Linked DNA regions of Homo sapiens: all the other regions are linked to region 1. The links are chromatin loops, found by intact Hi-C in ENCODE. Cell type or tissue: MCF 10A. All regions are shown on one strand. Region 1 overlaps SHOX2 (SHOX homeobox 2). Region 2 has its middle 270 kb from the start of VEPH1. Region 3 overlaps RSRC1 (arginine and serine rich coiled-coil 1). Region 4 has its middle 240 kb from the start of SHOX2. Region 5 has its middle 120 kb from the start of VEPH1.

Region 1 (5,000 bases):
TGTTTAAAATAACTTAATACACTAGAAAAAAATATGTCAAATATAAATAATTTTGTTTTCATGGAGAACAAATAGTTACAAAGCTCAACCGCATACCAAAGTTCAGTTAGAAGAGCTTTTCCTCTTTCTTGTAAATTAGAAGGTAAAACAAAAACAAAAACAAAACCCCACAAACTTAGGCTTGCTAGCGAATTGGGATACAGACTGGCTTAGTCCAAGGTATCCCAGTTTAAATAGCTACATGAATTGAAACAAACAACCAAAAGAAAAAAAAAAACAAAAAAGAAACAAACAAACAAAAAAAAAAGGTTACTTGAATAGATACACCTTTGTGAGATAAAATGCAAATGTTGAAAGTCAGTCCACACATTATAGTCAAAATAAACTTTGTTCGTGTGTATCAACATATCTTACACAAACCTAGTGCCTGTATCTAGCTGGGTGTTATTTAAGGTGAATTTGACGGGATAGAGAGGGGGAAATAAACCACTGTCTTCAAATAGGACTTCAGGAAACCAACAAGAAGGAACACAAGAAAAGGGGAATGGTGGGAACTAATACTGATTGAGCGCCTACTGTGTCTGGCACAGCGAGGCGCTGTACCTTCATTATTTCATTTGGTGGTCTTGTTTTCTTTTTCCTTTCCCCACATATTCTGCCCACCTCTGTCTTCTTAGGACAATGAGTGTAATTTTTTCCCTTTCTGACTTTTTTCTTTTGTTCCCCAGGATCAAAGACAGGGCAAATATATATATATATATATATATATATATATATATATATATATGGCAAATATATGATATATATATATGGATATATATATATCAATTTCCAGATACTTTTGGTATTGTTTTTCATAGTGAAGATGAAAATGGAGTGAGTGCATGGGAGATAAGGGGGTGGGAGGAGACACACCATCAATGGAATACAAGTAACATGCAAACCGGAATTTACTGTCAGCAGTCCAGACAGTTTTGCCATAATAATTTCTCAGAGAAATCATTGTCTGTGGCATTTTTTTGTGTTAATATTATTTTTCTCTCTCCTCGTTTTAATATTTTCTCTTTTCTTGCTCTTCCATACATGGTGGGTTTAAACTCAAAGCATCTGATTCAACGTAAAAGGAGGCCCGCCTCTCTCATCAAATTTCTCGTGTTAACGTGAACTTCGCAGAAAAAGGTCAGTTTCAAAACCTGTGAACTTCCCAGCTGCGCACTTTTTTCATCTTAGTTTTTTAAATAAGTATACCTCTTCTTTCTGCTTTGCCTTCTTAGCGCATTTTTAAAAACACACATTTAAGTTGGTAACTCCCCCCAGTCTCTCGAGAATCGTCTGGGTTGTTTTTCCATATTTTTAAATGTATAAAATACTTTAATTTTAAAATTTGTTTTTGCTCCTTGGTTCTCCAATTTCAGCTTCTGCCAAATAGCAGTTAAGAAATAAGTTCCCTTCCTCTTTTTCTCTCCCGTTTGTCTTTCGATTTTTTTGTTTGCTCATTTTTTCATTGTTAACAAGATTTTTTTTTCTATGCAAGAGTCCATCGTTGCAGCTTTGCGGTGAGCCAAACTCCGCGGTTCCAGCACTCCCCTGTCCAGTCTCTCTCCAGACTCCCCCAAACCCGCTCCTACAAAACCCAATTCTAGGCCCTCGAGTAGGAAAACGGGCAGGAGCCACGGAGCCTGCGTGCCTCGTGAGATCCCTGGTCCTGCGTGGAGTCTGGCTTTCCGAGTCCAAGATGCGATAGGGGACGAGGGATGGTCAGTGAGGCGGGAAGAGGGCCGGCTCCCGAGGTCTCAAAGGGGTAACGGAGAAGCAGCGGGGCGCGGAGGGCGTGCAGGCTGAGTGCCGCGGGACAGGCGCGACATTGGTGCTGGCGTTGGCGTCACAGACCCAGGGCTGCGGCGTGCTTTTTGGCTTTCAGTCTGAGATCGGCGATGCTGGAGTTCTTGCTGGTGGTCTTGGCGGCTGCTGCGGCCGCCACTACCGAGGCGGCGGAAGCCGAATCCGCGGCCAGCGTGGCGAGCGGCAGTCCGAAGGGCGGTGCTGGGAACATCATGTAGGGCGCGTGCGCGGCCAGGTGCGGATGCAGGTGGTGGTGCGCGTGCGCCACAGCGCTGTCCAGCTGCAGCTGCGCCTGAACCTGAAAGGACAAGGGCGTCACGTTGCAATGACTATCCTAGGGTGACAACAGAATAGAAACAGAGCATTAACGGCGTCCAGCTTGGCCAGAGAGAGAGTTGGGTTGTGTTTGGGCACGGGGAGAGGGCATTTGGCTGTGCATCTTGTTCCGACAGTGACCTTCTCAGCCTGTTGCTGAATCTGGGGTTCCACATGGATACTCCAGTGTCCCCTGGGTCTCCGAAACTCGCTTAGGGTAGGCTTATTTCCCCGGACCCCGGGAACCCCCTTCTGCAGGAATGTGGCCGTCTCCCCTGGGAACTGGGCTGAAATGGTATATTGGAAAGACTGCGGGTGAGGACCCTTACCCTCTTCTCTTGATGCTGCCATGCATCTCTTACCCCACTACCAAAACAACGGAGTATCAACAAGCAAACTACGCAACTTTTTAATGTCATTCAGGGAAGTTACTCCATCTTCACCACAATAGGCACAATTGTGAGTCGGTACTTCTAACCTTTATTGCCATAACAATTACCCAGGGATCTCGTTAAAATTCAGATTCTGATTCGCAAGGTCTAGGTTGGGGCCTGAGATTCTGAATTTCTAACAATCTCCCAGACGGTGTTGTTGCTGCTGGCCCAAAGATTACCTTTTGAGTAGTAAAGGTCTCCTTTTAAAGTCACCCCTCCCTCTTTCTTCAGTCATTCTCTCTTGTTTCCAAAGCCAAGCATCAGGATGCCAGAGTCCTGTGGCACCAAGAGAGCTAAGATCTCCCTAACACCGACTCTCAATTCATGGTCACACCTATCTGTCTCCCCGGTCCAAGTCACTGGAGACTGAGAGCTAATTCATGACATCACAGGCATGCCAAGCAGGGGTCCTGGCTGAGGATAGGGAAGGTCAGACACTGGTTGGGAAAGGATTTCGCCCTCAGGCTTGGAAAGTGGGGAGTTCAGAGCACTGGGATTTCCCAGGATTAAATCATTGCTGCAGGCTGTCCTTTTAAAATGTACTCTTAAAGGTTTCTTTATGGCTAAGGGATTGCAAAGGCAGGGCAGCCCTGGGAAGACCAAGACTTCTCTCTTTACCAGAGATGAAGCTTTGTTTGCAGAAACAGATTTAAAAACAAAAGAACGAAAAAACAAAAGTATGAGCTGGGAGTACTTGTGTTTATTTTTCTTCTGTCAGAGTTATTTAATGTGACTAAGAGGTAGAAAATACCTAGAAAAGTATCTAGAGGGTTGCCTTAGAAATACCTTAGGACTAACCTCTGTATTGGATTTGACAAAATCTTAATCAAAAGGCTTTTCCTTCCTCTCTCTCTAAGGGCAATCTTTAGTGTATTTTTAAAGGACCAGTTACTGCCCCCAGGCCCCTTCAGGGATTCCCATGAGGACAGAAGGGACTAGGCATTCAGGCCTTTAATACCGTATAGGTTTTTAAAGGGTAGTGGGTCCACTATATCATCTCAAAATGATTCTCCAACTATGCAGACATTGACATCTGGGCTCAGAGACAGGTGATGTTCAACAGTTCAAGCAAACATTCAGGTATTTTCATATTTAAAAACAGCTTGAAACTAGGCTGTACTTGCCTGCTGAAATGGCATCCTTAAAGCACCTACGTTGACATAAGGTGCGACTCTACAAGCTTCAAACTGGCTGGCGGCCCCTATGAGAACACCTGTAAAAAGTACAAGAGAAAAATAATGTGAGGTTAACGTTTGTAGCATTTTTCAGGGTTCCAAAGGGTACAAGACAGAACGAATTCCTTTGAAAATGGACTATTATCTTTCTAAACTGCATCCAAAATTTAAATAAATGTAACTTACTCCCAAACTTTAGGACTCCATTAACAGCCTTTGAAGATTATTAAGTCAAGAACTATTGTCATTTTTGAGGTTCCTTTTTTTCTGTCATTGTAATAGTAATATTCACTACTTCTCTCTTTGCTCAGACTATCAAATGTTCCTTGTATAAGAAGCATACCTTTATGGAGTTGATTTTCTTGTTTTCTACATTTAGCTCTTCGATTTTGAAACCAAACCTATAGGTTGGAGGGGGAAAAAAAATAAAACCTAGATGTTATGACTAAAAATTTTTTTAAATTACAAAAGTACAAAGAGAAAAGAGTCGTGGTTTAGACAAGAATTGGGAGATACAGCAAGCAATCTTTGAATTGTATAAAACAGCCTCAAATTCCAAAGTTAAACATGTAAATTAACTACAGAAATAGAAAGATAGATTTTATAGACTTTCACAAGATAGATTACTATTAGTCCTGATTTCATCTTTTCACATAACAGAGTCCCCATGGCCTAAAACTCTGCTTGGTACCTGATACCAACATGATAATGGTTTAGATATTTGCCCAGTTAAGACCTGAGAAGAATGTGTTCATTAATAGCCTGTAATGTTAATTAGCTTCATCTTAAAGAAAAACCAAACACCAGAGCAAATAATGACTCCTTTGCGGAGAAGGAGTTGTAAGGGTTGGGGAGAGGTAATTAGTGTCATAAAAGCCTCACTACAAAGAAGTTTAGAATTTCTCTGTTCTGCTGTGCAGCAGAGTGAAACACAGTAGCAGAATAATTGTGCACCATTATCATGATAATCTAATTTGCTTCTTTAGAAAAAGCCACTGTTTGCAGTTAGGATAGTAGGAAAACATCTAGAAAATAACTAAAATGTAAATAAAAGTATGAAACAACAATAAAGTTCACTTCTTAAGAGAAAAAAAGAAGAGCACTCAGCGAAAGGAGAATGAAGTATATATAAAGCAAGTAACTCTTAGGTACTTTGTTCTCCTGGATGTTACCTGCTTAAACTTGACAACTTTTACAGGCAGTATGACAGATTTTTTAAAATTCAAATAAAGCT
Region 2 (5,000 bases), 320 kb before region 1:
GCTGTCAGGAGCGTGCAGTGAAATCAGAAACTAAAGAGTCCAGAAAGGACACACCCTTCTCCAGGAAAGGAGTTCCCAAAGATGATATTTCACTCATTTGGCCACCTCTGCTTTTAGGATGTGGACTGTCTCCCACAAAACAAGGAGGAAATGTGGGTTTCAAAGCTCAACAACAAATAGGGTTGACATTGTCAGTGTGAAGGAATGTCAAGGTGAAGCAATGTGTTCCCAACCACAATGTGTTCATGCGCACACTGACTCTTTCCAGGTCCAGCTCTTTAAATCTTCTCTATGTTCCATTTTTAATGAGCATCCTCAATGCCTGTTACCTATAAACTGCCACATCACTGAAATTCTCAGAAGGAAAAAGCAAGATTGTGATTGTAATCATTCACTCCTATGTTATCTGACCATCAAAATCTCATATTTTTAGTGAAAAGAATTCATCAAGGTTTCAGGGACTTTATAGAGGTTTATAAGTAGGAAAGTGAGGCTGTACCTGTTCAAATCTTGGGTCTTTCTGTAAGACAAAATGAACTGTGGTCCCAGCTCTACCACAGGCTTGTGCATAAACCTTGAGCAAGTGTGTGTATGCCTCCCTCAGTCTCAGTTTTCTCCTGTAGAAATGCATAGCCAGACTGAATTGTCTCTAAGGGTTCCTTCCAGCTCTGAAATTCTATAACCTAAAATTATTACATAGATGATATATTTCAATACTTAGAAGAAATTAGAAATATCAAGGGGAAAAAAATCTCTTATTTGAACATTTCTAAGACTTGGAACTCTAATTTCATAATAACCTTAAAGGCTTAAAATCCTGCCAATATTCCCAAGTTTATGTCTTTGTCGACCAGGGATGGAAGAACTAGAAGTGTCTGAGAAAATCCCAGTTTACAATGTTCTGCCCAGGGGAGTTTTATTTTTCTTAATCTTTTTTACTGATGTTAATTTTGAGGAGAATTGGGTCCAATTGTTTCTGAGTCATTTTGAAACTCAACAAAATCAATTTAGTTCCAGTTATTTGCTGTCTAATCCCAAACTCGAAAAGCTCATTTCTCTTTCAACTAGGCATTCCCTTGCCATGATTAGATACTAAAAGGTACAAGACCAAAATCTGGTTTTAGACATGGAGCCCACTGAGTCCAAAAGATTCTGAATTTGCCCAAACTTTCTTTCTCTTGACTCAGACTACTTGGCAGGCTTATATTGGGAGCATGACTGTCCTTATAGCCAAACTATGAAGTCTGCTTTTAGAACATTTGACCCAGCCTACCCTTTCTTCTCCAAAGATGTTCCTATCCTGGGCCTTCAGGAGGACATGGGTTTTTCTCGTAACATCTCCAGGCCAACCTACCATCACTTTCTGGCTTCCTTGAACCTTCATGAGGGTGGCATCACATGGCAGTTGTGTTCATTCTAAATTCCTATAGAGGGAAATTGTTAGCTAAACTTTCCCAGAGCAAGGATATTCTCTGTCTGGTTCCCATGGGCTCTCCGGTGCCAAGGTAAAGACCAGGCACACAGGAGGTGTCCAAAACATATTGGTAGAATGAATACGGCTGGGTGCAGTGACTCACACCTGTAGTCCTAGCAATTTGGGAGGCCAAGGCAGGTGGATCAGCTGGGGTCAGGGGTTCAAGACCAGCCTGACCAATATGGTGAAACCCCGGCTTTACTAAAAATACAAAAATTAGCCGGGCATGGTGGCAGGTGCCTGTAATCCCAGCTACTCCAGAGGCTGAGGCAGGAGAATTGCTTGAACCGGGGAGGCAGAGATTGCAGTGAGTCAAGATCACGTCACTGCACTCCAGCCTGGGCAACAGAGCAAGACCCCATCTCAAAAAGGAAAAAAAGAGAGAGCAAGAGAGAGAGAATGAATACACTCTACCATGAGGTGATACACACTGGAATGAAAGAAGAAGACTTACGAAAAGAATAAAATCACAGCCTCAATCCTTTAAGATTGAGCATTAGGAATTACTCCAGAAACAATTATTTTCTGGAAAAATAAGTGATCGATGTTTTATAGTTTTTCTGATTGGTAAAATTTGAATGAGAATTGAAGATTTCAAGCATGATAAGCAGCTCTGACTAGTTTAACCAAGAAACATCAATAGCTAAAGGATACTATAGAATCTCTTATTTTATCAACAGTTAGTTACGTCTATGACTGCATTAATCACTCTGATTTGTGAAAAACAGTCACTTTGACTACTTATCTTCATTGAATTGAATTTTGCTAATTGTTTTAGTGACTGTCAACAGAAACAAAATCATTTTTTTGCAACATTTCTCTTTTTTCTCAGTCAATAGTTTCTGCCTTTAGTTGGCACTCAGTTATTCAGCAGATAAACCAGAGCCTTGTGCCTTGTGTGCCAGACCCAGTTCTAGGCCCTGGAGAAACAGCAGAGAAGAATATGGACCCAGTCCCTGTCCTCATAGAACATACACTTGATCAGAAAGAGATGAATAATAAATAAACAGTTACATAAGATAATTTTGAAAAGTAAGAGCTCAAAGAAAGTAAGGTAAAAGGAAGCTGGTGCAGGTGAGCAGGCCACTGTGGGTCAGATGGCCAGGGAAGGCCCCCTTGAGGAAGGAACATTTGAGCTGAGACTTGGGAGATGACCAGGCAACCCACACAGAGATCTAGGGAAATGGCATTCCAGATGGAAGGAACAGCAAAGGCCAAACCTACGGAAGAAAGAAATTTCAAGTATTTGAGGGATTGAAAAATAAGGGCAGTGTGGGAGACAGAGATGGTGCAAGAAGAGTTTGAGAGCAAGCACAGCAGGACCCTGCAGGGTCTTATGGGCCGTAATGGAGCACGCATTGCAGGTGTGAAGTTGGAAGTGCCTAACACAATTAAAGACCACTCTGGCTGCCATGGAGGGTGGATTGTAGGTGGGCGTGTGTAGCAGCTGTTCAGGTGTGACATGAGAGTTCACAAATTCAGGTGATGGCAGTGGGGACAAAGCAAACAGTAAGAAATACCTCTGATAGGGAAAGGCAACAGGATTTGCTGACTGATTGACTACAGGGGGAAGACTCAGAGCGATGCCTCATTGAAGTTAATGAGATCTACTAATTAGGATAGCATTTTACCATAAACAAATTATTAAGCACTTTTCCTGCCAGTATCACTGTCCTGCCTTCAGGAATAAGGCTTAAAGATCATTAAAAAGGAGCCTGACAGGAGTCAGGGGACCTCTAATAATTTCTAACCATGGGGAAGGGAACTGCAGAAGTCAAGCTGTAATAATATGTCACATTTACAAAGCACATTGCTGTTTACAAAGTACTTTCATATCTGTGGTCTCCTTCACACTTTTATTTTTCTTCTATTTATATGACATTTCCAAAGAATGGAGTCATTTAGTAGGCTGATGTATTCACATAATAAAAACTGCATTCTGATGAAGAGTTTGTGACCACTCCTCTGCCTGTTATAATTTAGGAAGATTTTTTTTCTCCTAAAATCTTGCCTAATGACCAACTCATCTTCTAACAGAAATAATTTTTAGTAATTTAAAAGACACATTTTCATTATCTTTTTGTTTCAGTGCTGCCTGGAAATTACCCTGACCAGACATAAAAATAAGATTCAATTGGATTTTTAAGAATTTCAGCATTATGAAAGCTTTGAAATGATTATGCTTTTCTCTGAATGAAAAGGAAAGTCAGATTGTTATGTGTGAATTAATTAGGGCCATAACCTCCCAGGCCTGCACACAGATCAAAGCAGGTTTCTGCCCCAAAGCAGGCTGAGGGTGGGAGCTGTTTCCAAACAAGGGCTGTGATCTTTCCAAGTATATGGCCATGACCCTGTCTCAGCCAGAGAGAGCACTCGCCACAGGGCTCCGGAGTCTTGGACAAAGGTACTTGGTGGATGCTGCTTCTTCAGAAATGGAGCCAAGCAATATACCCAACCCATGTATTGTGAACCATGGGGAAAGGTAGCATGGCTGCAGGGAAGTGGCGCCCATGAGAATATACCTCCTAGACATCCCTTCCCATGAGAAATCCACATAAAGGAGAATGATCGGGGATTTTGGAGTCCAACTACTTGTCTTTGAGTTCTGGGTCCATGATGAGAATTCAGCCTCCTCTATGAGAGGGAGATAATCCACTCGTTACAGGGTTAACGAGAGGCCCAACCTGTAATGCTCTTTGTAAAATAGATGTGCAAATGATTGTTGTGAACATGACTAAACTTATCAAAGGTTATCTTTATTACATTTTATTATACATGAAAAATAAGCTGAAATTTATTGATAATTGTTCTCACTGATCACTCTGCAAGTCAATTTCGTGACCATTTACTAAGGTATGGTCCTGCATGTGTATATATATATATATATAATTCCTGTATATATATATTCAAAATGATACCATTTGAGTGTTTACTAGATTAGATAAAGTTTTTAAAAAATGTGTGTGGATGTAAACACAGTAGAAAAGCCAGATCCTGGCTATTTCATAATTATATCTGTTTCTGACTAATCATCATCACTTTCTATTGAAAAACATTTAATACTTCACAGCACTTCAGGACAAGACTTTGCTTTCAACATGAAGGTGTTGCTGTCATTCCTTATTTTTTCCTTGCTTTGTGATTACAAGTGCTGATCACAGCTCAGATCTTTGTAAAAAAAATAAACCTGCTATCATAGGTTGCATGTAATTAGTTCTAAATGTGTGGCTTATTTACAATAGCAAACTCTACATTAGGCACCACACACACTTAAAATGCCAGATATTGCCACATTTTTATGACAGCCATTAACTGAGCCAACAGCAGCAAATATTTAATGTGACAGTTATATTAACATACATCTCTGCTGATAAAGAAGCATGTCTTGTCATTTGCATTGCATGATGCAATGCTGAGCTGTATACTCCGACAAAATGATGTTCTTCTGCTTGATCTAGAAAGCCTTGAGGAAACATGGAGTTTCTGAATCCTCTACCATGTTCGCAAGTGAAGGAGAAACATTTTC
Region 3 (5,000 bases), 430 kb after region 1:
ATTTCCACATCCTGGCACACCACAGGTTTACCAGAAGATGTATGAGCTAAAGCCATTTTCTACTTGCCTGAACTCAAGAATATTGCCAGCTTATTATAAACCATACTGTCAGAAATATACAGATTTATATAAGAATTGTTTAGCCAACTTCCGTGTCTTTAGTACTGTTACTAAATTAGCACTTTTGTTTATGCTGTGCTTCCTGTATCTGCTACCATTTCTTAAGTGCTTTTAATGCTTCCCTATCGCTGTGTGGAGCACAGGTTATCATCTCCCAGATTTTTGTGGCTTGCTTTTTCACATCATTTTTGCCTTCTGAAATACCACCATGTCAGAGAGTTCTTCTCTGGTTACCCCATCTGAAATAGTTTCCTTTCCTCCTTTCTAGCCCTCTAGCCTGCTCTATTTTCCTTGATATTATATTATTTACTTGTTTATTATTTGTCTCCCTCATTAAAACATAAGCTCATGAAGGAAGAAACTCTCATTCATTTCCAAGTCCTACTATGTGGAACAATGCCTGGTACATTGAATGTGCTCACTTATTTGAAAAGAGAGGGATGGAGGGAGGGAGGGAAGATGTGGGGGGGAAATCTCTCAACCACCCTATGATGTTTAGGCTATTACTATCTCCATGCCATAGATGAGAAAATGGAGACCAACACTCTTGAACCACTTGCCCAAAGCCACACAGCTGGTACATAGCAGAGACAGGGTTTAACCCAGATAGCCCAAACCCAGAGCCCTTAAAACTCACCACTGAGGGTGCAGCGCACCAGCATGGCACGTGTATACATATGTAACTAACCTGCACAATGTGCACATGTACCCTAAAACTTAGAGTATAATAAAAAAAAAAATAATAAATAAAAAAAAAAAGAAACTTAAAAAAAAAAAAAAAACTCACCACTGAAAGACATTTAATTTTTTAAGTTACAAAAACTTTTTATAATTTGACATTTTCTTCCATGAAGTTTTATTTTTTAATGGTAACTTTACTGCCCTTTAAATTTCAGTTATTCAACAAATGTTTATTGACTGCTTACTAGATAATAAAGCACACTCCACTAAGTTCTGGAGGTGACACAAAGAGGTATGTCCCCTCTAGCTGGGGAGAAGAAGCTTTCACTCAAGAAGAGATTTGCAAGGCAGCATATGCTAAAAGCCAAATGAATTATGCAAGAGGCCCTTTTACTCACAGGTGGCAAGGTGTGGCATCATCACAAAGTGGACATCAGGCATGGCCTTAAATGACAGGGAGGATTAAGAGAAGGTGAGAGCATTCCAGGTGAGAAGAGTTGAATGAGACATTTAGTGTGGATTTTGTTTTTAATAAAGCTTAGCCTGATGCCCAGTTCACTTTCACTTATTGAAATATTTAACAAATTCTTCTTCATTGATACAGTCACATTAACATTATTCCTATTACTTAATCTGATATAGTAAGCAGTTTAAGGTGAGTTTGTCTTGGATCCCGTCCAAAGTGGAGTTCCTTTCAGACACTTCAGGAGCCTCGTCCGCATATGTAACATGGTCCTGTAGCATAAGCTTCCCAGAAGACTAATAGAAAAGCCCTATTCCACTTAAGGAGTTTTCTCATCTTTTAAATTATTTGTGTATATCAGTTCTGGAAATTTGTTCTCGGTGATATTGGTCTCGAACAACCTCAAAATGTTGGAGTTGGATAGATTTATAATGCTTGCCTTGTATGTGTTTTAAAAGAAACATTTAAAATGTACTGTTTTGAAAGGGAAAACAATTGGATGTGCTCACTTATTTGAAACCTGTGTTCATGAGAAATTTAAAACTTTAGAATTCCAATTAAGCTTTATGAGATGTTTTGTCCACAAATTTTATTGAATAGCCAGCTTTACCATACAAACATATTGTTGTTTGCTTTTTTGTTGTTCTTGTAAAGCACTTAAAAATACTTTACATTTCAAAGTTTTTTATTATCTGTCTTGTAACATAAGAAGGAATTTTTTTAATGTTTTTATTGTTGACTATAATTTGAGCTAATTTAATATGAAAATAAGATAATCTTTTGTATTATTTATGTATTTGTAGCAATATTATTAGTATATATTTTTTTCCTGGAATAGTAACATAAGTAACTCAGTAACTGTGGGGCCAACTGACCCAAATTTTTTGTAACATAAAATGCATCTTTGGGAAAATTCATAAAATATTAGTATTTAAAAGGAGTCAGTTGAAGTTGCTGGTTGTTACTTGTCATGATCACATCTGGGGCAATAGTGCCATCTTCAGTTCTCAGCCTGGCATTGTTATTAGAGGAGATTGGTTTATGTTTGTAATCTACAAATGCAGTATGAAAAGACTAAAATTTTCTTTTCAAATGAAAGATTGATATGGACCTTGTCATCTTTATTTACTAGTTTTAAAATTTGTATAACATTTGGTATTTTAAAAGAAAACTCTGTGTTATAAAATGTGAAATTGTCAAATATAACTTGAAGAAGCAGGAGAGCCTAATTTTTATACTATAAACATCAACAGTAACTAATACAATTTTTTAAAAATTTTTCATCACAAAAGGAAAGTGATTTTCTATACTTTGAGTTAAGTATTGATTATTGTGGTCTGTAATGACTTGGCTTTCTGAGTCTATTATTTTTTATTTTACTATGAAGTATATATCCCTTCCATTAACATCTAGCAGAAAACATTTTATTTACAAATAATATGTTTATTAAAAAATCATCAAGTACTAATGGTGTGTTTCCTTCATGTTTACCATGTAAATGTTTTAAAACATCCCATATTAATTCTCCCAGTAACTTTGTTACTTGTCTTTAATTTTACTTCATGGCTAATGAATACAAGATACTGTGTGTGTTGGGCATTTATGCAGCACATATAAACCATAACTCATTTTAAATCACATTTTCCCAATCTTAAAATTGGCACAAAATTGTTAAATGACAAATTGACATGAAAAACTTAAGAAACTGAATTTAAAACAACGTAATATATATTATTGATATGTTTTATTCTGCTTCCCAAAGTGACAGGGTTATACTCAAGACATACATTTGTGGTCACTGACATGAGAATTTTGAGTAAGAAGCAATTTAAAACATTTTTATGTCTATTTTCATACAATAGAGCTGAGGTACTGTAAAGCTGAAAATGTAAATCTCCTGTGAATCTTTCAAATTTTAATTTAACATGCGTTTACAACCAGTAAAATGATTCCCACATTGAAACAAAAAAGCTATGTTGGTGTATTTTCATATTGTGAGTAAGGCAAACTGGCTTTCTCCTATCTGCTCTGTCACTTTGTTAGTTCTGAAGTGATCTTTAAAGAAACACAAAGATAATGATGTTTTTCTGTAATCTTTCTCCTTCTTTCCTTTATAATTTTTCCAATGCTATTTTGTTAAGCATTGGTTTTGGCAAGCCTCTATGATAACACTTTTATTTGTATTAGGAGCTGGTTGTATGTCCAAATTTAAAGCTACAAACACTGCAAGCTTTAGACATCAAGTACTGTTTGTGAGGTCACCTCTGACATTTAATACTAATGATTTCCTTTACAACTCCAAATAGAGAATATGTTTAGAGAAAAAATTCAAGTGGTCCAACATTTCATTCATATGAGACATCATCCTGAAGTCAGAAATAATGTCTTTTGGTTGGGAATTAGTGACTGTGAAATAATTCTAGTGAAATTAACTAAGACCTATACAGACAAATGTAGTTTTCATATTGACATTGAAGTTGGATTACACAGACTAGTACCCATTATGACTTTCCTTTGCCATATTAACATTATTATATATGTAATTAATAAAAAATTTATCTACTTGTATGGGATGTGTTAATATTAATAAATTAGCTGGGCAAAGAATCTTCTCTCATTTCACATGCTCAATTAGTACATTGCATAATTAAAATCTAGAGGAGCTTTCATTGTATAAAGCATGTGGGACTATTTACTCTTACATGGCACTCTGACAGTGCTTGGTTTTATTATGTGGGAAGATATATTCTTCCAAAGGTGGGAGTATTGGCTGTGGTGGCTGCTACTTGCAAGCATTTCATTCTCATCTGATTATTTCTCACAAGAGAAAAGACTGGTTTCAGCTGTCAGGGACACATCTTCATAAGAGCCATCTTTCCCACAAATAGACTAGAACTTGCACAAGACTATAATCATTATAAATTGTGATTGGTCAAAAATTGAGACAAAGATTTTTTCAGATAACATTTTTGTTGAATGTATGAAACCAAATTTCCTTTAATACTCTTTATATTTATCTCTGTAACAACATTAAACCTTTCAAGGATAAAGCTGCTATAAAAATTAGTTTGCTGCAAAAAACTCCACCTTCGTGTCAAACCACTTATTACTATTGTTAAGTAAATGTGACTATTATCCATGAACCCTAAATCCCAAAATTTTTAAGTGCCTTAGCTGAGTATACAATCAATCCTAATTCAACTATGTCTTCATATCAGCTTAAAATGAATTTAAACAGCAAGGGTGTAAGTCATTATGTTACATTTTTTCTGCCCAGCTAGCATGTGAAAAAACTGAAATATAAAAATATGAAAATACAAAAATACGAAATTACACATGCACGTGGCTATTTATTAAAGCTGTAACTGTGAAAGCAGAAGACTAGAAACAACTAACCATCCATAGGCCATTCGTGGAAAAACCTATCATCAAACTATAAAATAGAATGCTATGCAATTATAAAATAGAATGCAGAACTCTCTTAGCTGCTATGGAGTGAGAGTGAAGAAATATTAAGTGAAAAAGGTAAGATACATAGTAGTATGTAGTATGCTAATTTTATGTAAGCAAGAAAAGAATATACTTATATTCTCAAAAATAAACAATGGAGGGGTAAACACAAACTTAGTAAAAATGGTTACCTCTAGATTGGAGTAAGAACTAGGGACATTCTAGACTTGTGAATGATGTTTTAAATTTTGACCTTAGAATCATGTAAATATTTTTTGCAACTAAA
Region 4 (5,000 bases), 230 kb before region 1:
ATGGGGGGCTGAAGGAGGGTGTAGAGTGTTGAATAAAAAGAATAGGATGGATATGAGTGCCATCAAATGTGAAAAACTGAAAAATCTAGGTTCTGGTTGGTATATGAGTGACAAGGGAAAGCCAAAAATGTAACCTCCCTGATGATAGAAATGGAGCCATCCAGTGAGGGAGCTGGTTTGGGAGAAAGAGAGAAAAGTCTGTTTTAAGTATATTAAAGCATTTAATTTAGGTGATGCTGGGACATTCTAATGAAAATGGTCTACAGAAAGTGAGATAGCTGAGATTGGAGTTCAGACATTGGGTTAGGACTAAAAGATACTGATGTTGTGGGTTACCTACAGAGAGTGGGTCTAAAGTGGGATGGTTTGCTAAGGGTAAGAATGAACAGAGAGAGAGGAGCAGATGTGACTCTCACCCTAATAGAGGTGTCTGCTGTAGTTGTTCCCTACTTATGACCATCCTCCATAGGAGTCTTAGCCCTGACCACTTAATTTCTGCCCCTAAACTAAGTATGATAATAACATTAGAATCATCTGGGGACTTTATGAAAATACAAGTATATAGCTTCCCACTCCCAGATATTCTGACTTAATTGGTCTGGGGTCCAGGCATTTGAGATACTTCTAAAGCTCCCTGTGTGGTGATAGTATGATGGTTTTGTTTAAAAATGAAGTCATCATTTTTAGAGATACAAAATGAAATATTTGGAGATGAAATGATATTATGTCTGGGATATACTTCAAAATAATGAGGCAGGTGTGGGAAATGGATAAAGTATAGAAAAAAGATTGGCCATGAGTTGACAACAGTTGAAGCTGAGTGATGAATATGTAAGGATTCATTATATTTTCTTGCTACTTTCACATACATTTGAAATTTTGCCTGACAAAAAGTTTAAAAATAAATCAATAAAAGCTTCCCAAGCAACTCCAAGGTGGACCCAGTGTTGAGGACCCCCCCGGGATATAAGTGGAGTTTTTTTCCTGGATCCTTTAACTCCATCAGCTATCACTGTCAAACTTCCATGAAAATCCCCTACCAGACTGAGAGCAAAGCTTTCTTGCTTCTTCTATTTTTTTTCTTATCTAGAGCTGAGGACAATATAGCAATCTGAACTCCCATTTCAAATTCCCTACAACAAAACTGACAGTACTGGGAGAATTGCTTGTGGAGATGGAAGAATTACCCCCAGCTGCATTTTAAAATCCCTGATTACAGATAGCAGAGACAACATACCTGATACATTTGTTCTAAATCCTGTGATTGAAAAATAAGCACTTCTTAAAATTGTTCTACTGTACACACATGCTTCCAAAAGAGATGAATTATAATTCTCCTTCCCAATTCATCCATACATACTAGGTAAAGAAAAGGAGACAACTCACAAACAACTAAAATTCAGATAAAACCCTGCTTACTGTTATAAATAAGGCCCCACTCAGTTTAGTTCCACTTTTCCCGTGTATATTTCCTTAGAACAGCATTTTAAAACAGCAAATTGAGCTCCTTCAATCAATTGGGACCAGTTGGTGAATCAGGAGCACTGACTTTTTAAAAAACACGAAATAAAAGAGAATAGAAAAACATCACATGTGCTAGCGTATAAGTAATTATATGTATATGTGTGTGTGTGTGTGTGTGTGTGTGTGTGTGTTCACTTGGCCTTAATGTAAAATAGTCAAAATAGTTTTAAATCCACTGCTTTGAATTTCATTTCTTATGTTCAATTTCACAGTAAACCCTCTTTCTTTTCATTTGAGGAGGAAGCAGGGAGGTCTGGAGTTGGGACAGACCAGGGTAATGGAAGACATCAAGAATCTGAAAGATGAATGAGATCAAGACTTAGAAACAGGCAGTCAAGGGAGGAAAAACAAGTAGCAAAGCTGGATCTGGCAAGTACAGTAGGTCAAATACGACACTGAAGATGCCAGGCAAGTCCAGTTGAAGGACTAGGTTCCATGTCTCTGGAATTTCTATATTAGAGGGAGCTCAGAAGTGGCAATCTCATTGGAAGGGGTGTTGGTGGCTTAAAGCTGTATGTGCATAGTAAACTTGGATTGTATCTTCTCAGGGTGGGTCTATTAAGTTGTGATGAAAATTATGAGGAAACTAAAGCACCCCCAACCCACGCCACCAAGTCATCCCCTTGGTACCACCTCTAGACCAAAGGAAACAGATGTCAAAGTCTAAATGAATTCTGAGGCCCAGGCCCCAGATGAAATTCTTACCCTGGCCCTGCTGCTTCTCCAGCTGCCTTCAGGAATGCCCTCCCCCACCAGCAGGGGGCGTGGCAGCCTCGGAGGAGGCCCACTCACTGGCCACCCCACAGGGAGTTCTGCGTGAGACCTAACAACTACCTGAAATAGGCCACTAACAAAGCCGACAGGGAGTAGAAATTGATGTAAGAGATATTACCGAGGTGGAACTGACAGCTCTTAAATTTGCTGGAAGTAGGGGGTTGGGTAGTAAGATAGACAGAGCACTCTGAGATGGCTAAGCAATGTGGAGTCTGAGTTACTGGGTGGTCTTCCCTTTGGACAGGCTGCGTCCCAAGGTCACAGGGCTACAGTGAGTTACTCACCGGGGACAGCCTGAGTGAGTCTATTAGAAACAACTCAGGAAGACATAATGGGATTGAAGATCTCCACTGTGAGGGTCAAAGAACTGGAGCAGAAAATTTGCTTTACAATAATCAAAGACTATTAGGACCGTCATGCTGCATCATAATAATATATCCAAATCCTGCATGTGGCCACATGAGACAAGGTCTGTAAATCCACTCAGCCCAGTACACGGCTCCTAATAGAGGGTCAGTCTATGCTAGTTTCATTCCAGTGTATCATGTCCAGTCACCAAAACATGGACATCATACCATTTGAGTCTCAAAACAACCATGTAAGAGAAATAAAAGAATAACGTTAACTCCATTTTAGAGTATAAAACTAAGGCCTCCCTCATTTAAGTGATGTTTCACAAACCCAATAAGGAGGGTTTTGACTTTTAACTTAAGTTTTCTACTGCCTCACTTTGTGGAAAACCAGCATAGGGAGTTTACTCCAACATTCAGGACCAAGGAAACATGGATCAGTTCCTGAGAAATAAGAAATCATTGGTATCAGACAAATTCAAGTAAGCAGCTCCATGTATGTGGCTAAGTAAGTAGTGGATTATTTAAACTCTTGCAGAGATATTGCTTATCAGCTGACAACAAACCTGAGGGTGCAAAACAAAGCCTCAGAAGCAAACAATCGAAGAGGAAAACAATCTGGCAAATATCATTAAACTATTTTTAAAATAGTGTATCTTTTAAACTAAGGGATGTTGTACAAATACTTTTATATTTTATTCACATATTTGTTATTGCATTTTTCCTATTCTATATTTGATTTGTTCATTATAAATTGAAGTTAAATATGCAAATACAGAAGCCCCTGCCTCCTGGTACCTGAAAAGGTTTTAAGTCCCCTTAAAATATCGACGTATCGACATTATAAGTAGTGAAGGATAAAAGTTTCTTTTTTTTTTTTTTTTTGGAGATGGAGTCTCACTCTATTCCACCACGCCCAGCTAATTTTTGTATTTTTAGTAGAGACAAGGTTTCACCATGTTGGCCAGGCTGGTCTGGAACTCCTGACCTCAGGTGATCTGCCCACCTCGGCCCTCCAAATTACTGGGATTACAGGCGTGAGCCACTGCTCTTGGCCTGATAAAAGTTTCTATTATCACTTCAACACCAAAAAGAAATGAAACTAAAATGAGAAAAAGAAAACAAGTCTGATCCTATATATAACAAAGTATAGATGACAATTGCAACTAGTTGCCAATTCTTGGAAGGAACAAAAAAATGTATCAGGTGTTGATTGGTTTCTCTGGATTTAATACAGCTTTCATTCAAACCAATAGCAAAATAACAGCATTCTTCACTTTATCCATGCCCAGAAGATCCCAGGAAAGGTCAGAAATTTTCACAAATATACCCAAGAACTTCAGCAATTTTTCCAGGAAAATAAAATGAGGCTTCAATGATTTTCTTTTGAATGTCCATGGTGAAGTCATCCCTGTTGACTTTCTCATTGCTAACCCTGACAGATCCTCATTTGTCAATGATTTTACATGTGATTCAAATAGTCTTCAAACATCACTTTTCTCAACTTCATGAAATCTTGCACATTTTGCAAAATTTCCCATTTCCCTCTGCCGTCAATTTCCCTTGTGTTTTCACATTATTGTCAAGGGTTTGTCACATCAGGAAACCAGCAGGAGCCAACAGACAAGGATGCTGATGCCATGAGCAGAGATAGACACTAATGTTGAATGGGAGCTAATAGGAGGTCATTTATTAATGTTTTATGTTACAATAACTTTTACTCAAGACTAAAGAAGCTTAGATATTGGATACTCAGATGATGTTCTCTCGTAATTACTTTGTCTTGCATCCATGTGGTAAGTGTGGAATGAGATAGCCCATGCCTGCAGAATCTGAGGAACTCATGTCCAAAGCCTGTCCCTTTCCACCGCCACACACCGTCTCCATCACAAGTCATACTCATCACCTGGCACCACAGAGAAAGGTGTGAGGGTATATTCAATAGCCCCAGTAGGAAATCATTGTACTCACACCCCAAATCATATGAGAAACATCTAGTCATAACGCTGACCTGACCTGCTCACAAGGGCTCCATCCTATGGACACCAGCACTGTTGCCCAGGCCTGCTCTGGGTCCCAGTCTTCCTAGTGCTGTCCTTTGGAGACACATAACTTGGCTTCTCTCTTACCAGCTGGGCAAAGAGTGAAGATGGTAGCTCATAGGAATTAGTAGATGTGAGGAAAAGGAATCACTAGTCCTATCTGCTATGATCCATGAATAGGGACAGTTTTACATGTGTGTCTAAGGAAGGCAGTTTAGAAGAAAGGAAGATAAGGCCAATCACATGAGCATTTCAGCTCATATTCTTGAGAACCAGAGACATCAATAGAATTAGAACTCTAGGCCTGGGA
Region 5 (5,000 bases), 480 kb before region 1:
CTTCCCATGTGGAGCCCAGGCTTCCTGTCCCAGCTGGCAGTGGAATCTGCATTTCCAAGATCACAGAGACCCAGGCTCAAGCTTGGTGTTGCCACTTATAAGTCAAGTGCCCTCTGGCAAGGAACTCACTCGTTCTGAGCCTCAGTTTGCACCTGTGTTAACACTGGGTAACATACCTGTATTTCAGGGTTGGTGTCAGGGCTGGATGAGACAGCATACACAGACCATGGGCATGAGGCCCAGGCTGGGGCTCAGTGAAGAAGAAGGTGGAGTTTCATCTCAGGCTCCCGCAGTCCATGTGAACCCACGTGGACACTGCTCTATGCATATGTGGTGCTTCTCTGCTATGAAGGCCTCAGCCCCTGGGCCCCCTCAGGCCCAGCTTTCCCCAGCAAGTGTTTCTTCTGCTTCAGGAGAAGCCTGCCTTCAGGGGGGCCAAAGCCACATTGTATGCCCACTGGGTTGTCCTTTGCACGGCTTTAAGAAGCAGGATTCTACTCTGTTTCTGATATCCCATAATAAGAAATGATATATTTTGATACTTCTTTGATTTAATGGGTCTTTAGTATGCATGAGCTAGAATTTTGGAGACCATGACTATAATTTGGGGCTTGTAGGTAAGTACAGGTCGGAGGCTGGACATAATTCACCACCTCTGTGTGTCCTTGGGTCTTCCATGTGTCCCACTCATTCTTTGGCGAAGATTGCTTTAGGATGTTCTATTTGCTTCCTTATCTCCATGCCCATCTTCTGAATTCAGGCAAAGAATAATTCCACTTTAAAAGTTGCTTTAAGAAGCCACACTCCATGGATGAGGAAAATGGAGGTCGAAAGAGATTTAAGTAACACACGCAGGTAATTACAGAGGGTGAGTGGCAGATCCAGAGCAGTGAACAGACCCTGAGTTCCCAGAGTAGAATCTTTTTCAGCTCATGTTGCTATTGGCCTGCATCCGTGAGATGTTCCCGTGTCCATATGCTTTCTATACAATTCAATGTTTTTTCTTCAAATTGACTCATATTTTTATTTCAATAAATTTATCTTAAAGGGAAATTTTATATCATGACTTTATGAAAAGGCGGTATCACTTGCCATTAATAGGAAGTTATTAACTAAAGACAATGCAAAATAGTAAATGAAATTTTAACTGTATATTGTTGCCTGGGCAAAGAAAACATGCTGGAAATCCGTTCTCTTTTATTAGAAAGGATGATTGGCAGGTTTCAGGGATGTTAAAGACCTAAGAGGACAAAACTGAAACTGATTCTGGACCTGATTCCAATGCTATCTAATGTCATCAGTGAGAAGAATTTTTCTCCAATACAATCAGTAGTATAATTCTCACACTTGGAGACCACTGCAGTGGACAATGTAGCCACATCAGATCCCCTTGTTTCTTTAGAGGTCAGCAGACTCCTTATCTTTCCTTGCCCAGCAAGCTCCATCAAGAATATTAAACTTAAAAACAGTTCATAGACATTTTGTTTAGTGACCAAATACCCAATGAACGCCTGACTCCCTTTCATTTTCTCCTGTTGAAGAATACATGTTGAATTTAAGCATACATTTTCATAAATTTTCTTATGGACTATTTTTTCACCTCAGAAACAATGTCAAGGTAATTAAATTTTAAATAATAAGTCAGGGAAGTTGTTCTCAGCAATGGAAAATGCTGTGATTTAAATTGCCAATATACAAATACTTTTAGTTCTTGAAAACCACTGCCAACTGTGCCTGCCGGAAGTTATATGCTCAATAGCTTGCTATGATTGATGCAGGCATTAGTCATTAAAAAAAAAAAAAAAAAAAGGCGAACTAAGTAATTTGCATCCAAAGGATGACATCAGTAACACCATGAACTTGTTGTTCTAGAAACTGACCACTAGATGGAGAACTTGCAATTCAAAAATAAAATAACTCAGCCTCTTCGGTGCAAACATTTTACCAAAGGATCTATTGTACTTACAAACCTGCATCTACACAAGCGAGAAGGTACTACTTGCCCTGAAGATGGTATTCTTTTCTTTTCTACCAGACTTTGATATTCCTCTCCCTCTTTCCTCAGGACAGGTCACTTCTCCCCACAGTCGGTGTTTCTGTGTGAGTTCACCTTTAAAACTTTGAGCATGTCATTATTGTATTCCCAGCCCTGTAACTGAGTAGAAAAATGTGTTCCTTAAGATGTGGTCTCTTTCTTCCCCCTGCCTTGACACTACTCACTCCTGAGCACAAGGGCTTCACATCATCAAGTCTCATTCCTGAATGCGAATCCAGTGCAGCCTGCAAGAGCACCTTGATTTGTAGGAAATTTTTTTCTTCTCCATGAATTACACACCATCTTTATTCTCCGCTATGATAACAGCAGTAAATCCTCTTTAAAGTTTTTTTTTAAAGAAATTCCATATCAATGGAGTGGTTGTTCTTTTACCAACTCTTTAAATATGGCTATAATGAGATATATGAGCCCAGTTCTCAGAGTGAGGACAGGATGTAGGAGTGACACCTTCATGCAATAGGGTCTAAAACAATAGAATACATTGAGATCATTGCAGCAAATCAGTGAGTTTATTTGGAAGTTCTAATTTAGGGCTATCTCTTTCCCCCATGGCTAATGGTGTGTATGTGCATGTGTGCATGCATATGTGTGTGTGTGTGCATATGCGCGCATGTGTGTGCGTGTGTGTGTATTGGTGTGGCATAAAGGGAGAGGGCAGAAGAACTGAAACATTTACTTATTTTCTTTCTATATAAATAGGCACGTGAACAAAATCAAGCACAAAAGAGATTCTTTGTGGCTGGGGTTTCCTGGCTGCAGCCCCAGAACCTAAGAACCCAAAGCTCCATTCCCAAGTGGACTCTCCTAATTTGCTAAATAACCTTGGGCAAGTCATTTAACCTTCCCAAACCTCAGCTTCTCCATCTATAAAGGAGGATGCAGAGCGCTGTCTCTTCCCAGCTTCTCCGGGAAGTTGTGAGGATTAATGATAAGAGAAAGGCAGTCAAGGGTCTGGAGTTTCTTTAAGAAAGGTGCTGCTTACCCTTGGATGAGAGTCCTAAAAATAAAAGAATAAACACCAGCAGTCCAGGCCAAAGTCGCAAGGGCTGTGTGCCTTGTGGTTTCCACATTTTCTATTCCTCAAAGAGGGTTGGCGGGGACCAAACAAAACAAAACACCTAATAAAGCCTTTGTCTGACAAAATTCTCACTGGATTTTTATCCGATTACTCTGTGTCTATAGATGAAATAATTTTTAAACGTCCTGAAAAAACTGAAAGGAAAAAATGTCTCTGCCCAAAGACGCCAGGCATTCCTGCCTAGCCCTTCATCGCATGGAGAGGAAAGAACTCCTCTGACAATTAGCCTTCTATTTTGGTGACAGTAATTATCACCATTAGGGGCTTTGCTTTTGCTCTTATGATGAAATATATATTCATGCTGCAGAGGCTCCAATCTGAGGACTATTTGGGCAGAACCCAAAATGCAAGGAAAGGATCGATTTTAACCTATTTTAAAACATTTGATCTAATTTGATATTTCTAGTTTTCAACGGCTTACAGCAAATAGATGAAAATAAATGTCTTGTCACATGTTGTGCTGTGGACTATGCCTTTCGGTTTTCAAAGACTCCTGAAAACAGGAGGAGAATCCTCTATTAGTGTGTCCGATGCCTCAGGATTTTCCAGCTGTCGTTGTTCAAAGGTCTATCTTTTGGAGCCTGGTGGAATGACCAAGTGGATTATTTGCTCTAAAATTCTGTAAGTGATCTGTTTCTGAGTCTTTTGGCTAAAATAATAAAAAGGGATGGGGCAGAGAGGGAAGCAGCAAGCCCACACAAGTATTTGTGGGTGTATATGCATTCTTGTGCATATTTTCAGGCCAGACATATAATTCTGATTATTTGGAGAGGAGGAGTGCTGCTACTAGCCTCCTTTTGAGAAGTCTAATTCTTGTAATGGCCCACTGCATTCATGAAGGCTTTCGTCTCTAAATAATTAATTTGCCTTTATGCAAGCGTATTTGCCTCTTACAAATCCTAAAACACAACACTGAGGACCCAGGCTCAGCAAACCCGCTTTCAAGCACATAAATAATTGCCTTGGAATAATTAACAATTAACCTTGGTAAAAGGAGAGCTAAACATTAGTATACTATATTAATTCAAAACAGATATTAGCTGTTTGGTGTTAGAAAATGTTATAAACCTATATACAGTTATAAACCTACATGGTCAGTAAGTTTAGTTAGCTGGAATATGTTAACTAGTAGTTTTGATGTAAATATTTAACCCATTTGCTTCAATCTATTTCACAAGCATTTATGCAAACTGGCCTTTTTTTTTTTTTTAAATGAAGGCCCTGAAATCAAGAAGAACTGGGATTGAGACTATAAATGGCTTATCAGGGTTCCTCACTCCACCTGTAGCAAAACTCAGCACAGATGGTCTATGACAATGGATGAACAGCATATTCTTCACATGTAAAGAATTTGGGTGTGAAATACACATAAGCAAAATTTCATCCACTGGGCTGTTGGATTCATGGTGGGGAGGGTTTTTTGTAAAGAAATATACTAAGACAGACCGGGCACAGTGACTCACACCTGTAATCCTAGCTACTCAGGTGGCTGAGGCAGGAGAATCACTTGAACCCAGGAGGCCGAGGCTGCAGTGAATTGAGATCACGCCGCTGTACTCCAGCCTTGATGACCAAGTGAGACTCCATCTCAAAAAAATATATACATAATATAGTGACCAGCCTGGCCAATATAGTGAAACTCCATCTCTACTAAAAATACAAAAAAAACAGCCAGGCATGGTGGCACATGCCTGTAGTTTCAGCTACTCAGGAGGCTGAGGCAGGAGAATTGTTTGAACCTGGGAAGCAGAGGTTGCAGTGAGCCGAGATCATGCCACTGCGATCCAACCTGGGCAACAGAGGCAGACTCCATTGTCTCCTCTGTTGAGAGAGCCATGGAACAGATTCTCCCTCAGAGCCTTCAGA

What was found. Peaks named below come from ENCODE experiments on the same cell type or tissue, not always from the same donor. Only the 100,000 strongest peaks of a DNase experiment are listed, where the experiment ranks them.
Region 2: it touches region 1 in a loop (4-fold over the local background); 4 of 110 quality-filtered maps call a loop at or near these places.
Region 3: a loop joins it to region 1, with 5 times the contacts of the local background. A loop is called at or near these places in 9 of 110 quality-filtered maps.
Region 4: it touches region 1 in a loop (3-fold over the local background); 2 of 110 quality-filtered maps call a loop at or near these places.
Region 5: a loop joins it to region 1, with 5 times the contacts of the local background. A loop is called at or near these places in 10 of 110 quality-filtered maps.

The regions. Positions count from the first base shown.
Region 1 is chr3:158,096,145-158,101,144 of GRCh38, forward strand. SHOX2 (SHOX homeobox 2) reads right to left here. Exons shown (of 5, transcript NM_001163678.2): 3 at 4,110-4,167; 4 at 3,716-3,804; 5 at 1-2,140. The coding sequence ends at 1,883. Among named protein-coding and RNA genes, the nearest start is that of SHOX2, 7.8 kb to the right of the region's middle. RefSeq lists an enhancer at 1,854-2,023. In MCF 10A, no CTCF peak of the experiment used is centred here; a DNase peak (open chromatin) is centred at 2,067.
Region 2 is chr3:157,772,256-157,777,255 of GRCh38, forward strand. No RefSeq gene overlaps it. Among named protein-coding and RNA genes, the nearest start is that of VEPH1, 270 kb to the left of the region's middle. In MCF 10A, no CTCF peak of the experiment used is centred here; no DNase peak of the experiment used is centred here.
Region 3 is chr3:158,530,046-158,535,045 of GRCh38, forward strand. All of the region lies in intron 7 of RSRC1 (arginine and serine rich coiled-coil 1), which reads left to right. Among named protein-coding and RNA genes, the nearest start is that of UC.134, 5.8 kb to the left of the region's middle. In MCF 10A, a CTCF peak has its summit at 2,265 (motif pointing left); DNase peaks (open chromatin) are centred at 1,476 and 2,246.
Region 4 is chr3:157,863,251-157,868,250 of GRCh38, forward strand. No RefSeq gene overlaps it. Among named protein-coding and RNA genes, the nearest start is that of SHOX2, 240 kb to the right of the region's middle. In MCF 10A, a CTCF peak has its summit at 2,304 (motif pointing right); no DNase peak of the experiment used is centred here.
Region 5 is chr3:157,616,439-157,621,438 of GRCh38, forward strand. No RefSeq gene overlaps it. Among named protein-coding and RNA genes, the nearest start is that of VEPH1, 120 kb to the left of the region's middle. In MCF 10A, a CTCF peak has its summit at 1,878 (motif pointing right); a DNase peak (open chromatin) is centred at 1,873.